Regions from separate parts of the Mus musculus genome. Here region 1 is linked to region 2. The links are chromatin loops, found by intact Hi-C in ENCODE. Cell type or tissue: left cerebral cortex. All regions are shown on one strand. Each heading gives the region's core, and the rest is flanking DNA. Links, peaks and the distances in the headings are about the cores only.

The links. Hi-C counts contacts between places; a loop is a spot of excess contacts. Peaks named below come from ENCODE experiments on the same cell type or tissue, not always from the same donor. Only the 100,000 strongest peaks of a DNase experiment are listed, where the experiment ranks them.
Region 1: it touches region 2 in a loop (1.8-fold over the local background); 2 of 42 quality-filtered maps call a loop at or near these places.

What each region holds. Positions count from the first base shown.
Region 1 is chr19:52,808,685-52,813,632 of GRCm38, reverse strand. No RefSeq gene overlaps it. Among named protein-coding and RNA genes, the nearest start is that of AA387883, 110 kb to the left of the region's middle. In left cerebral cortex, for the core only: no CTCF peak of the experiment used is centred there; DNase peaks (open chromatin) are centred at 888, 1,399, 2,289 and 2,912; H3K27ac peaks cover 708 bases.
Region 2 is chr19:52,765,777-52,770,724 of GRCm38, reverse strand. No RefSeq gene overlaps it. Among named protein-coding and RNA genes, the nearest start is that of AA387883, 150 kb to the left of the region's middle. In left cerebral cortex, for the core only: no CTCF peak of the experiment used is centred there; DNase peaks (open chromatin) are centred at 817, 1,661 and 2,391; H3K27ac peaks cover 1,180 bases.

The DNA.
Region 1 (4,948 bases), core at 625-4,624, 43 kb before region 2:
ACTCCTCATCCTCCCCATCATTCTCCTTTATCTCGTGTGTATTTCACTAGGCATACTCCCGTCCTTTAGGAAAAGTGAGTAGTTTATTCTGGTGCTGGACAACTGAAGACAGCTGTCTAGAATCTTCCCACCTTGCGTCCATTCGCTTTGTTCAAAAGGAAATTTTGCCTCATTTGTCTCTTTCTCTAAAACACATGCCTCAAAATTCCTGTATATATGAAGAGAAGAGACTATGTGTGTTCAGCGGAGGACTCTTTTATTCATCTTAAAAACTTTTTTAGTAGTCTTTCACTTGGCTTGTCTTCCCTGCAGCTGGCTTAACGTCTTTGTAATGTATAAATAAGACTTCAGCAGATATTAAAGTTATTTAAACTTTAAATGAATGAAATTTATTCATTTGAATGAAAATGTCTCCTATAGATTTAAATGCTAGGACCTGGTTCAAGGTTAAAGGTGCTGTTTGTGGAGGTTTAAGGTGGTGTGGCCTTGTTGGAGGAAGTATGTCACTGGAGGTGGTCTTTGAGAATGTAAAAACTCCACACTACTTTTAGTTTGCTCTGCTTCATTTTTGCATTAGTGGTTATGAGGTCTCAGTATCTTGCTTCTGCTGTCAGATTTCCCTACTTTGATGGATTTTCATGTCTGTACCTGTAAGACCACATAAACCTTTCTTCTTTGGCTTTGCCTTGGTCATTGTGCTTTATCAAAGGACAGGAAAGTAATCTACATAGTCCATGATGCTACTCTCTCAAGCTTTTTGTAATGGTGTGCATACCCGAGGGCAGCACGGTTCATAGACAGGCACTCTAACACTGTCCTCACAATCCTCCTGCATCTATCTATAAGGCTCTTGAACAAGGCCCACGAGGCTATTCTGGGCTCATTCCAGTGTCCTCACAACAAAGATCTTATCCTGGGAATTTTATTTGTGTTTCTTTATTTCTGAAGCTTCTCTTTAGCCACTGCCTCCACAGAGCTTAAGATCTGCCATAAATGATAAAGGCTCATTCTCCTTACTACCTTAAATTTACTTCCCTTCCACCCAATGCATTAACCTTTATTACTGTAAGTTATGGCTGTCAGAGGGAAGCTAAAGAACAAGGTTTGCCTCTCTGTAAGATATTGAGGCAGGTGAGTCACTGCAAGAGCAGGTTGGGGAATAGAGCATGAGTCAGTTGGTAGATCCATAAAAAATGCATTATGTTCCTTTTAAAAGATAATTATCTCAGAGACGTTGTCTCACTTCAGTTCAAATTTCTTTCTGAGGGGAGAAAAGTGGGGAAGTACAGGAACAAAGACAGAATGATGGGTTTGCTTACAGACGACCTCATGGAGATGAAGAAGCAGGAGAGACGAGAGGACCAGACACCAGCCGTGGGTGTCCCTGACAGTGAGAGGATGTGAACTAGCTCCAAAAAAGGAAGTCTTGTCACTGCTGCTACAAGCTCGACATTTGCTTGAAAACTGTGTTTCTTCCTATATTCTACCATGTACTGCTGTTTCTACACGAGAAAAATCATGTTCACCCCCAGCAGAGTTGACACATGACTTGTAGTTGGAATGATGTCATAGGACTCTAGGAGGCAGGTTGATCTTTTGAGACTTCATGTTCTGTGGCAGATGTAAATGGAAAGTGGCCACGTTAGGCATAGCCAATGACCCGACCTTTCCTTTCCAGCTTGGCATTTCCTCTCTTTACTACGCTTGTTATCTTAGTGTCTTGATGGAATTGCTGGTCGAAACGACAAAATGCAGATTTTCTTCTAGTGGATACAATACCATTGATCACCATTCATAGATGAGGTGATACTCAGTACAGTGCCCCCCTGTTCTCTATTTAGGTCACTTTTTTCTTTTCTCTGCCTTCTCTTGGATTAAGTAGTCTCCAAGGTCCAATTTATTTCTTTTCTAATGACTCGTTATTATCAGAAGTTTTAGCAATTTCCCAAAATTTACGTATGAACTCCAATATCATGATTGTACATTGAATTATGTGTTTAGGCCTGGGTCCACAACAGTCCTTTATTTTCTCCTCTTAGAAAGTAACAAGCCTCTGCATTCACCACTTTTCACCGTAAAGCAGAGGTTTCTCTGGTTAAAGCTAGGAGTTGCTTATGTCTATTGGCATAACATAGGGATTTAGAAGGGAATGTGCTGTTATTCAAATTTAGTTTATCATCAGAGATATGCCCCATGAGTGGGCCTACTACCTCCCTAAACTTGGATTGTTAGCCCTAGGAATTGCTCCGAATCCACACCCCTGGAATGGGTCTTATTCCATTTGGAGGGCAGCTGGCTACCATCATCATAGTCAAGCGACACTGCACAAGTAGGTGTATCTTGTTTTCCAAATAGCTTAATTGTACTCCCTTAATCCCATTTAATCGCCCCCTATCCCAAATCCTCTTATCCCCAATCCCTCTGCCTTGCTCTCTGACTAAACCTTCCCACCCCAATGATCCCCCTTTTACTTTCTTCTCCTTCCCTTAAGGATCCCCATCTCTCTCCCTGTTTTCTGGATTGTACTGGTACTCCAAGTTAGACAGACCCTATTAAGGAATTGACGGTAGGGTGCTCATATGAGAAAGAAGATGTAGCATGTGTCCTGTTAGGCCTGGGATACCTCACCCACAGTAATTTTTCTATCCATTTCCCTGAAAATTTCATTTTTTCTTTACAGCTGAGTTGTCTTAGTTAGGGTTTTATTGCTGTGAAAAGATATCATGACCATAGTAATTCTTCTTTAAAAACAATCTTTTTATTGATTCTTTGTGAATTTTCATCATGCAACCCAATCCTACTCATCTCCCTGTCCTTTTATATCCACACTCCGCCCTTGCAACCTCCCTCCCCAGTAAAATAATATAGAATAAAAAACATCTTGTGGAAGCTGTAGTTTGTCATAGCGTGCCACACAGTATGCCCTTCTGTCCATACATTTTTACTTGCAAATGTGCTTTGTAATGAGTCATTGGTCTGTTTTGAGGCCTCTGGCTATAGTGTAGCATAGCAACTCTTACAAAGAAAAAAAAATTACTTGGGCCTGGCTTACAGTTTCAGAGGTTTAGTTCATTATCATGGTGGGAAACATGGAGACATCCAGGCAGATGTGGAGCTGGATAAGGAGCTGAGAGTTCTTTATCTTGATTCACAAGCAACAGGAAGAGACACTGAGGCACTAGGCTCAGTTTATGCTTCTGAGACCTCAAAGCCATGCCCTCAGTGACACACTTCCTCCAACAAGAGCACACCTTCTTCAACAAGACACATCTCTAGATTGTGCCACACCCTGTGGGCCTATGGGGGCCATTTTTATTCAAACCACACCCAGATGTATTCTATTGTATATGTAAAACATCTTTATTACTCTTTCATTTAAAAGTTTACTTCATCTAGAATATTCTTTCATCTGTTGTTGGCATCTAGACTGCCTCCATTTTTAAAGAAACCTTCAGACTGACTTCCAAAGATGCTCCACTACTTTCCATTGCAACTAGCAGTATATAGAGGCTTCCATTTCCACACACCTAGGCAGGATTCATTGTTAGTACTCTTGATGGCAGCCATTCTGACTGTAGTGAGAAAAACACTTAAACAGTGAAATTCAATCTTTGTCCGAAGCTGCGTTTCCTAATAGCTCTGATTGATTTACTGTTAAGTGCTTATTAGCCATTTCTATTTCTTTTTGGCAGATATTCATATGTTGAACCATTCTTGCTTCTCTTGGATGAAGCCTACTTGGCGGATGATTTCTTTTGTGTGTGTGTTCTTGGATTTGGTTTGTGACTATTTCATTGAATAATTTTACATCAGTGTTTATGAGGGAAGTTGGTGCCAAGTCTTTGTGTGGTTTGGGTATCAGAATGAGTGTGGCCTCATAAAATGAATTTAGCCATGGTCCTTCTGTTTCTACTTTGTAGAGTACTTTAAGAAGTATTGGTATTAGCTCTTCTATGAAAGTCTGCTATAATTCTGTGCTAAGACCATCTGGTCCTGGGCTCATTTCGGGGGGAGGGTCTTTTAATGACTGCTTCTATTTTTCTTATAGGTTATAGGTTTATTTGAATGGCTTATCTGACCTTTATTTAACTTTGTTAGGTGGTATCTTTCCAGATCATTGTCCATTTCTTTTAGATTTCCCAATTTTGTGAAGTAAGAGTTAATGATTCTTTGGATTTCCTTGGTGCTGGTTGTTATGCCCCCGTTTCTGCTTCTGATTTTGCTACTCTAGATATTCTCTCTCTGCCTTTTAGTTAGTCTGGCTAAGGGTTTGTCTATGTTATTGTTTTTCTCAAGGAATCAGCTCTTTCTTTAAATGATTCTTTGTACTTTTCTCTTTGTTTCCATTTTATTGACTTCAGCCCTGAGTTTGATAATTTCTTGCAGTCTATTCCTCTTGGGGGTGTTTACTTCTTTTTGTTCTAGAGCTTTCAGGTATGACGTTAACTCACCAGTACCGATCTCACTAATTTCTTTATGAAGGCACTTAGTGCTATGAACTTTCTTCTTAGCACTGCATTCATTGTGTCCTACGAGTTTGGCTATATGCTGTGCATTCACTCTCATTGAGTTCTAGGATGCCTTTAATTTGTTCCTTTATTTCTTCCCTGACCCAGTGGTTGTTCAGTACAGAGTTGTTTGGTTTTTCACGAGTTTGTAGACTTTCTGTTGTTAAAGTCCAGCTTTAACCCATGCTTGTCTGATAAGATATAGGGGATTATTTCAATTATCTTGAATCTGTTGAGATATGATTAGTGACTTAGTATATGGCCAATTATGGAGAATGTTCTGTGAGGAACTGAGAAGATGGTATATTCTTTTGTGGTTTTGGTGAAATGTTCTGTAGATATCTGCTAGAACCATTTCAGTCATAATGTCTGCTAATTCCATTATTTCGCTGTTTAATTTCTGTCTGGATGACATGTTCATTGGTAAGAGTGGGGTTGAA
Region 2 (4,948 bases), core at 481-4,480:
CATATGGCGTTCAAGTCCAAAGCAGGAGCTGCTGTGGGGAAGGGTTCAATTCCTAACCACCAACCTTTGTGTCTAGTTTGTAGCATGGAATGGAAAATTGAGTTGGGTGAAGAGAGCGAGGTGGGAACTCTGGGAAAGTCAAGGTCTAGATTCTGACTCGACAGGACCAGTAAGGACAGATGTCACACATGCTCAGAACTTTGGGCTGGCCACATGGTAAGATTTGATTCTCTATATGGGTCCCTCTGAGAAATATAACGCTACGTGGAAGACTGCCAGAGAAGCAATTAAAACTGGAGTAATGTCAATTAAACAGACAACAGGAGGCTCGGTATCGTCTGTTAGTACACGGAGCTGCTGGGGGCAGAGGTGAGAAGATCTTGGGCAATTAATCACCATTTTCAGAGAATTTGACCTTATTAGTAAAAGTTTCTCCAGTGATTGAAATTAAAAACAGTAGAGAGGAATTTCTGAAAACATATAAAACCTCCTTTCAGTAGGTCTTGTAGGTGGGGTGAGCTGATCTCCATTTGCTAACCATGGAGACCTTATATTACTGTACTGGGGCATATAAAGTTTGCATGTCCAATGGGCCTCTCTTTCCAGTGATGGTCGACTAGGCCATCTTTTGATACATATGCAGCTAGAGTCAAGAGCTCCGGGGTAGTGGTTAGTTCATAATGTTGTTGCACCTACAGGGTTGCAGACCTCTTTAGCTCCTTGGATAAAAAGCTGCAATCTTTTGTACAAGACTCTTTATAGCAAAGGGGGCTGTGTGACCCACTTTTAGCCAGCGAGGCGTAAGTGGAGGTGGGCTGTTTCCATTTATTCCCTTCCTCCTTTCATTCCTCCTGGGATGCAGAGATGATGCTGGTGACTTGACAGTCTTCAGTGGACCCCGAAGCAATAATGATGAGGACAAAAGTCCATAGACTAACGGTAGCAGAAGGAATGACGAAGACATCATCGTTCATGGATCTCTGATGACACCACTGGCAAGTCACTCCTGGATGATTGGCAACTGAGTAGCTTTAAGAAGATTTATTTGTTTTTATTTTAGGTTTCTGAGTGTTTTCCTGCCTGTGTCTAAGTGCACTGTGCACATGGTTGGCTCTGCTGGAGGCCAGACAGTGTCAGATTCTCTGGAAGTGACTTACCTCTATCTATATGGAGTTAAAGACGACTTAGAGCCACTATGTGAATGCTGGGAACCGAACTTTGGTCCTGTGCAAGAGCATCTTTTCAGTCCCAGCTTAGCTGCTTTTAATGTGAGAAAATGTTCCGTTTAAACACAGTTAATTTGAAGTATTTAGTTTTTAGTTACTTGTAGCCAGAAATGTTTCCAATATCCTGATAGCTGAGCTTAATATTTATAGAAGTGTATGAGACCAGGGTGGCTATTGCTTTTCTTTCTTTCAAAAATGCTTGCATATGTTTTTCTCAGTTTCTGCCTGATTCAACTGAGAGGCTGATAACACACGCTCAGCTGCTTGTTTTCCTGCATGTTGCCAGTGCGATGCTGGCTCTGCAAACAAAACTGAGAAGTGTCAGTTTCTTGGCAAGTTTCACGGATGCAGGCAGGCTGTAGTCCTACAATCAATAAAGGAAGGAGAATCCTGTGTGAAGCAGGGGAATGAGGAGACTCCTTAAGTTAAGAGCAGCTTTGGTGTTCAAATATCAGGCTTCTGTCTCCAGCCCATCATCCTGGTCTCTGTAGAGACTGTCAGTCACCGCTTACCCCTTGTGTGCATCAGGATCTGATTTAATGAGGAATGTGATGGGATGTCTTCTACACAGTCTTTCATACACTATTATAGCTACTCATTCCAAGGAGAGATGCAGTTGCTAGCATTAGTTCCAACTGCTTTGTGCAGCCAAAATTTCTTCAAACCATTTATTGCTTTGTTCTTATCCTGTCTATGATATCTATATGAATTTCTATGAACACACACACACACACACACACACACACACACACACACACACACATACACACACACACACTAACATGTGTATGTAATTCCTCATTTTTTTTTGAAGTGCAATTCCTTATCCTAGTGCGGTGAGTCTCATTTAGACATAGTTTCTCAGTTTCTCCCTTCCTTCATTTGGGGACATTTGGCAATGTCTGGATCTAGTTTTGGTTGTCACAGTTCTGGGCAGTTCATGAATAAAGGTTAGAGATTCTGCTTAATCTAGAATGCACAGGGCAGCTCTCCCCCTCTCTTACTTCAGCAAATAACTCTCTGGTATCCATATCCCCAAATGTCAGTAGTGTTGCAGTCAGATAGAAGCCCCGTTGTGGCTGTTCCGTTCCCTGCTTTTATATCCAGGTCTCACAGAACACAACTGTTTTCTTTGTGGCTGTGAGCTCTGCTTACACCTACACTCATTGCAGCAAACTTGCCTCAGAAATTATCCGGAAGTCTGCCGAAAATCTAAGCTAAAATAAGGTCTGAGGATTGGGAAAGCACACAGCAAGAGCAGAGAATGCAGGGCCGATCTGTGTGAGAGCTAAGAGGGACTTCCTGTGGACCCCAGGGGACAACCAGCCTCTGCTTTGACTTTTTTTTAGAAGCATGGTTCATTTTCCCTTGGCCAGGCTGCAAGCTCTTGAGGACCGGGACTCCACTTACTGCCTCCCAAGGCCTAGCATCCTTGTCACCTGAGTGTGTAGGTTATTAGTGCATCACTGTTGTAAGCATGGGGCAGACAGAACCCAATACTGCTTCCGGAATGAACTCTGACTTGTCCAGCAGGAACTCCAGCCAAGGGAGAATTGTAAGTCAGAAGAAAGAATGTGAGTTATGTAGTATCATTTCCACATATTTCACTAAAATGGTCCTAAGATGGAACTAAATTATTTACTTGGATTATAAACTGTCTATTGTAAGAAAATATATTTTGAGGTGAGATAATTTCCTTTTTATTGAGACTTCTGGGTAGAGGAGTCAGGTGTTGATTTCTTCCTTCTCTTTCATAAATTGGAACAAATTTGAAGAAAATAAAATCATGATGTATCAAATATGAGCTGAATATTTTCTTCTGTTATTTCCCAGGTTGGGCACCAGCAGTACCTTGCCTGAGAACTAGTCTCAATCTGATTTTGTATTGTGTATTTTTCGTGCTGGTTTTATTTATGTAAACTACCTATAAAATATTCTGTCTGGAATAAAAACAATCAGGACTAATAAAGAGGATACAGCTCAATGGCAATGCACTTGCCTGGCATGCACGATGCCATGGGCTCAATCCTTAGTACTGAAAAAAAAAATCAGTGTTAATAAAGCAAAATATCTTGTTAAATTTAGCTTAAGCATTTTCCATATGGAATTTCTTTTAGCTTTTAAAATCTAGGATTAGAGAGAGGATCTCTTTCTATAATAATTTTGTAAAGGAAGCATAGGAAAAACTAGTTAAAAGGGAAGTATTATTTTTGACACGTGTTTTGCTTAATGAATAGATCATGTTTGCTTTTCTTGGAGAAATTTGTGGTGATTACCTTTTTGAAATACACTCAGATGAAAATGGAACAAATTTATGGGGATAATTGCAATTTTTTTCCCTGCATGTGTTATAGAAACATTTCCATTTTTGTTTTAAGATACAAATTCAAAATAATGAGAATTTGCTTCTGCCCAGTGAACCTCGGAGCCTTCAGGGCAGTCTACATACAACACAGTAATAGATAGCTTATTTCACCTGTCACCTTGTCAGTTCTAGTCACGGATTTATTTCCTGTGTGCTATCCAGTATTCCAAATGTGTTTATTGCTAAAGTCCTATTTGCTTATATAATTTTTTTTCTTTTGAGATAGGATCTCATGTAGCCAAGGCTAGCCTTGAGCTCCTAAGAATGACTTTAAATTTCTGATTCTCCTGTCTTCACTTTCCATGGATTACAGGCATACACCACCATGTTTGAAAGTGACTTCTAATAGGGGACTGACACTGTGTTGAATCAGAGAAAGATTTGACCGAATGAGTCAGACATAGGATGCGCACATCTTTCATGAGAACAAACAGCCCAGAAAAGATGCTATTTAAGAGCGGTGAAGGGAGAGAGAGTGAGTCAGGTGTGGAGGGTTGGGGTCAGGCAATGCAGTGCAGTGCAGCTGGATTTAGGCAATGCAGTGTAGTTCTTGTAGTCAGTGTAGCCAGTGCAGTTCAGTTCCTGGAATTCAGAGGCAGTTTTTTTCCAATCAGAGCAATTCAGTGAGAAGCTGAGAGAAGCCATTTGGAATCAGTCAGCTTGGAGGGGAGTTTTGAGCCAGAACAGCTGAGTTGAACCAGCCAGCCAGAGTTCAGAAAGAGCTAGAAAGGATAACATTCAGCAGTATGACAATTACATCAGGTGAATCATATTGCATTTGCATGTAATGACTGTTGGGTTGGTGTTTTTGTGAGACTCTTAAGAATGGGTATGTCTCTATCTTTGGTTCTTTTGTTTGATGTCAAGACTCCTTTCCTCCTACTGGGTTGCCTTGTCCAGCCTTAATATGAAAGCTTCCTCATTGTCTTATTGTATCTTGGATTTTCCTGTCTGGCTGTTGTCTCTTGGAAAACTGCTCTTTTCTGAAGAGAAAACAGAGGGGGGCAGATCTGGGAAGGAGGGACAGTGGGAGGCTAAGAGGTGTGGGAGGAGGGACAGTGAGAGGCTAAGAGGTGTGGAAGGAACATTGTGGTTGGGATGCATTAGACAAGAGAAGAATCTATTTTCAATAAATAAAAGGAAAAAATAAAAATAGAATAGATTTTGAAGGTTATTATCACAAAATTCAAGTCAGGTCATGGATATATTAATTAGCTTGATTGTGTCAATCATTTCAATCAATCATCTATTTATCATCTATATATCATCTATCAGTAATTGATCTATCATATCTATAAATCTATTACTATTATGTCTATCTATCTATCTATCTATCTATCTATCTATCTATCTATCT